2 separate regions of the Homo sapiens genome follow, and region 1 is linked to region 2. The links are chromatin contacts, found by Hi-C in ENCODE. All regions are on one chromosome and are shown on one strand. Each heading gives the region's core, a stretch centred on a gene start or an enhancer-like site at or near the end of the contact. The rest is flanking DNA. Distances are from core to core; before and after follow the strand shown.

What was found. A loop is a pair of places that touch in the nucleus more often than their neighbours do. Pooled maps may share reads with other maps.
Region 1: a pooled map shows a loop between it and region 2 (4-fold over the local background). The contact joins two enhancer-like sites. A Hi-C loop is called at or near these places in 3 of 37 single-sample maps with no recorded cell type and 5 of 50 pooled maps.

What each region holds. Positions count from the first base shown.
Region 1 is chr5:37,721,645-37,724,344 of GRCh38, forward strand. It overlaps WDR70 (WD repeat domain 70), which reads left to right. Exons shown (of 18, transcript NM_018034.4): 15 at 1,211-1,290. Among named protein-coding and RNA genes, the nearest start is that of GDNF-AS1, 120 kb to the right of the region's middle. RefSeq lists an enhancer at 2,388-2,700. Within about 2 kb of position 1,392, at least 4 of the 41 ENCODE cell types and tissues checked have a DNase peak (open chromatin) inside an H3K27ac peak, as active enhancers do.
Region 2 is chr5:37,196,129-37,198,765 of GRCh38, forward strand. CPLANE1 (ciliogenesis and planar polarity effector complex subunit 1) reads right to left here. Exons shown (of 53, transcript NM_001384732.1): 20 at 2,574-2,637. Among named protein-coding and RNA genes, the nearest start is that of CPLANE1-AS1, 52 kb to the right of the region's middle. Within about 2 kb of position 1,388, at least 5 of the 41 ENCODE cell types and tissues checked have a DNase peak (open chromatin) inside an H3K27ac peak, as active enhancers do.

The sequences.
Region 1 (2,700 bases), core at 142-2,641, 530 kb after region 2:
TTATTCTCTGTCCGCAGAAAGGGACAGCACAGATACGTTTCCCCTCCACCCCCATGCCCACCCAAGTTTCAAACTTAAGCATACCACTGTATTTCAAAAGTCTGAAAACGTAACTAGAGGTTCAGTCATTTCCTCAGTTATTTCCGTTTTGCTTAGGCACAAAGATGGATATGTGTCATCACCCAGAAAAGATGGTTTTGTTTCTCTCTCTTAAAGTACAGTGACTGATAAGCTTTCTTTAGAGTAAGACTTGGTTAACTAGCATTAAAATTCACATGTGAAATTTACTGGGGTCCCATATAAACCTGTTTTAAGGTCCCACATCCTTTGAGGAAAGGAAAGCCAGCCTCTATTAATGAATATTCATTGGCCATAATTTTGCTCTGAATAGAAGCAGACAGCCCCATCTTCCTTCAGAGCTTCCTGGACTAGAGTTGGAATCCTGGCCTTATACAATAAAGTATATTTATGGTATTTGAAAACAAATAGGATTTTATTTGTTTTTTAAAAAAGAAATTAAAAATGCTAATGTACTTAGGATGGGAGTCTGTTTCACTTGAGAAAATGATGAGCCTCATTTGATAGCACCCATTTAGAAGGCACTTTCTGTGGAAGCTTTGCTTTAAGAAATTTACTTATTTGTATTTGCTTCTCTTGAAAAGGATAACTCTGTACTACTAAGGAGAAGTGCAATGTTCTAAGCACATTTTTGGTTAATCCCACACATTCTTGGGCCATAGCCCCTCGGCAACACTGCCAAGCCAACTCAGTTCCAGACACTTGTACTCTTGTATTTGAAAAGTGGACATATGCCATTTGGGGTGTAGACCACCCAGGTTGCTTTAGTCTGAGACATAAACTAAAATTTTAACCCTGTGACCTTTAGAGTGAAAAGGTTGGGTAATTTTATTATTTAAGATCTTAAAATTTCACATTATTCCTATAGGTTTTGTAAACTTGTGTCCTGTTGCCCTGTTACCTCTCCAACCCTCTTGCTTGTTAATAACCACTGACTGACAGACTTGCTTTTCCATAAGTTTAAGCTTTTATCACTGAGAGCCCATCTGTTGCCATCCCTCAGAAAGTCAAGTACTTGTGTAGATGGAGTGCATGCACAGAGTATGTTCCTGAAAGTATCTCATGTTTTCAACATGAAATTTTCTGTTTCTAAGACCAAGTAAAGAAAATAATTTGCTTTTACACCCGTTAGGGGAGCAAAATTATGTGTGGTTAAAACCCAGCGGAAGGCAAAACAAGCTGAGACTCTAACTCAGGACTACATCATCACCCGTAAGTCGTTAACATGCCTCTCAATCATGCATCTCTCTTCTACTCTCATGTGGTTTTGATTGCATAGCTTTAGAGACAGAGAAAGCCCTCAGAATTCAGGCATATATTACAAAATTGCCCATTCATGTGGATAGGACTACGAGTCATGTAACAGCTAACCTCTGTGGCTTCTGTGACTCATCACAGGGACAGGGTTATTTCATGCAGCTTTCAACCCAAAAGGGAAAAGCCTGTTCGAGTCCAATACATTACTTTATAGCAGTTTTTTCAAGAGTAACAGTCTATTCCAAGTGTGAACAAGAAAGAGTGCTGGTCTTGGAATCAGGAGGCCTGGGTTTGTCCAGTTCCACCACTGAGTGGCAATGTGATGTTGAACAACTTAACTTTTAATCAGGGAAGTGTGGCGACCAGAGGAAGGGTCTCTTCCAGCTTTCTCTGAAATTCTATGACCATGTGCTAGACTGATCCACAGGAATTTGTATATAAAATTAACTACCTGGGGTATGAGTAGAAAGCTTACTAGGGCAGAGTGGTTTCTCTCACGTATGTCACACAACCTCATTAATCTGGCAGATGTGTGTTCCCAGAGCCACAATCTCAAACCTGCAACAGGTGACAGCTAGGAAAGAAATAATGGATGCTACAGCGATTATCATTAGTGGATGGCCCTGTGGACTTTATCAGTGACTCAGTCTGGAGCCCAGGGGGCGCTGTACTGCTGGGTTTTCTCACTGGTGGTGGGTCTCATATGAGACCAAGTCCCTTGGAGCTTATGACCAGTAAAGAGATCCCATGACACTTTTTGCAAGAGTAGAAGTGTTAAAGTCAGTGTCATAACTAGTCTAGCTCATGTAATTACATGCGGCCTACTTAAATTCCTCCAGTCGTTTGAAGTGAAAAGCTATTTTCCCCCTCCTAAAAATACTGTTGTGTTGTGTTGCCCAACTGAGTGACGGGTGGCTATGTTTCTCAGCTCCCCTGACTCAAGGCAGGCATGTTTTACTGGTGAGTGATATGGTCTGGCCTCAGTTGGCAGTATAGGTAGAAGGTAGGAGGGGATACTGGAAGAGGTTTTGAGGTGTTATAGACATTTTATTGATATTATAAATTCCCTTTAACCTTTCCCTTCCTTCCCCTGGTCCCCCGGGAAAAGTTTCTTTTAAAGGGGGTTTAATCTGCACGTAAGAGTCAAAAGAAACTGCTAGTACTTTTCTGGGGCAAAAAAAGGGAGTTATTTAATACTTCCCCTAATAACTCTTTCCTTTTCCCCTAGAATATTATACTGTTTTCCTTTTTAAATTCTTATAATCTTTTATATTCTGAAATTTAATTTTGACATTGAGTAAACAGTAACAGCAATTGAACGCATATTACTTTGGTTTTTATTTTCTTATTTTGCTACCATATAGC
Region 2 (2,637 bases), core at 138-2,637:
TTTCAGAAACTTACAAATTTAATTCAGGAAAGTCACTAGCTTGTTATCTCAAAAAAAAAAAAGGTTCTAAGTAAATCATTTGTACTCTCTTGTCACAATTTTGCCTGTATAAGAAGAATTTAATGCTATTTTTCCCTGGCTTTCCTCACTGGCATAGCAAAGAAAATAAAGAAATTTAAGAATCTTAATCTTATCCCAAATAAAGCTGTGTACAGTAACTAAAACAAATACAAAAAAATTATGCCTACATACATAACTTTTAAAAAACTAATCTATAAATGGCAGAATTAGAAAGACACCATTTGGCAGCCCCTAATAATGACTCTAGGCAAGGATCATTAGTAAATGCTAACAGAGTAAAAAGCTGAGGGGTTGACGGGGATACTTGATAGAGGGTGTGACACGATCCAAACTCAATCTCCTCATCCCTAAAATTAAAATAAGCAAACACATGTGCCATGTGCGAGAGAGAAGTGCACAATACTTATGAAAGATTCATTTCTAAAAAAATTTGAGGCCAAGCGAGGTGGATCACACCTGTAATCCCAGCACTTTAGGGAGGCCGAGGTGGGCAGATCACTTGACGTCAAGTTTGAGCCCAGCCCGGCCAACATGGTGAAACTCCATCTCTACTAAAAACACAAAAATTAGTTGGGCGAGGTGGCAGGCGCCTGTAGTCCCAGGTACTCAGGAGGCTGAGGCAGGAGAATCACTTAAACCCGGGAGCCGGAGGTTGCGGTGAGCCGAGACCATGCCACTGCACCCAGCCTGGGCGACAGAGTGAGATGCTGTCTCAAAAAAGAAAAAAGGAAAAAAAAAAAGAAAATTTGAACTCCAATCTATTTAAACCTCTCTACCTCAATGAGCACAGATTAATGACCGGGTTACAGGGGTAAAAAAAGGAAAGAGAAACAAGCTAAACGACACTAAATGAAGAAACGATCAGACAAATCTAGAATATGGTGCAGGAAAAATTACCTAGTTTTTTTTTTAACAAACCAAGAATAAAAAGAGGGGAGCTTCTACAGATAACAGGCTGATTTAAATATATTTGGAGATGATAAAATTTATTTCCACGTTTCAGGAAAGGGCTCTAAGAGACATAAACCTGGGAAGGAAGCATTAACAGCAGGCTTGCAATTGATTTTCTCCTGCTAGTGTCACTTCCAGAAAGACACAATCTAATCAAATCTCCTGGGAAGCATGCTAATGACAGACTTCTTGTCAAATACATTAATGGCATTTACTACCAGGATGGTACTAAGAGGTAGAGAGAGAGAGAGCCAGCAAAGAAATGGGGGACCACAGTTCTACAGCCACATGCAACTGAATTCTACCAACAATCTGAATGCACCTGGAAACGGATGTTCCCCTAGTGCCTCTAGAAAGGAATGTAGCCCCGCTGCCACCTTGATTGGCCTTGTGAGACTCTAAGCAGAGACCTAGCTGAACCACCCTGTGGTGGTTCTGATGCACAGAACCTGTGGGATATTAAATGGCTGCTATTTTAAGCTGCTAAATTTGTGTTAATTTGGTAGGGTAGTAATAGAAAACTAATATGGCTCAGAATCTTTGTTTCAGCACCATTTTTTAATTGAGCTATAACTCACATATCATCAAAGTCATCTTTTAAAAGTGTACAATTAGTGGTTTTTAGTATATTCACAAAGTTAGGCAACCATCATCACTGTCTAATTCCAGGTCATTTTCATCACCCCAAAAAGAAAAACAAAAGTAGTCACTGTCCACTTCCTCCTCTCCCTAACCCCGGCAACCAACCACTAGTTACTTTCAGTTTCCATTGTGTTTCAAAAATACTTTTAGATAACTTATCAAAGTTATCTAAAAGTCTCTCCAAAGGTTCCTACTAAAAATAATTATATTGTTTTAATTAGGCTGAATTAATTTAATTTTACTTAGGCTGAATTAAAAATATTTGGAGATGATGAAATTTATTTCCACATTTCCAAGAGAGACAGCAGGCATATAAAGGATTTTCAGCTAGATAAAAAGACCTACCAGGTGTCCTATCTGGCTAGATATCTGATAAGAATGAAGCGACAGCTCAGCTGAAGTCAATATAGAAGGGGATGAACACCTGGGAATCAAACTGAATTGCACATCTCAGAAAATAGCAAGGGGGAGACCCTGACTAGTGGAGGCTACCGGATGGAAACAGACGAGAATGAACTATAACTTTCCATTCTCTGAACCCACAGAAGGCCCCACAGAACACAGACAACACCTCAAGGAGAACTGGGAGAAAGCCCTGGACTGAGTTTCAATCTTTAATGACAGGGGAGTTGGAAAAAAAAAAAACTGTAATTGCCTGGAATTAATGGACTAGATTACACTATCTTTTGCTAGACATGGTGGAACTAACCTAGAGACCCTGTTCAGAGTCCTCACCTTTCAACAGGAAGAATCTGGTCTGTTTGTTTATGAATAAATCTGAAATTTGTGGATTTATAGGGCAGGACTCCTTGGGAAAATATAACAATTATAAAAACAATAATATAAATATGAGTAATTTCAGTTAACACAGCATGTAAATGACTAAGATATTTCCATACCTTCTGCATGACTTTTCTTGCCCACCTCAACTGCAATATATACCACTGTGCTACAGGAAAAGAA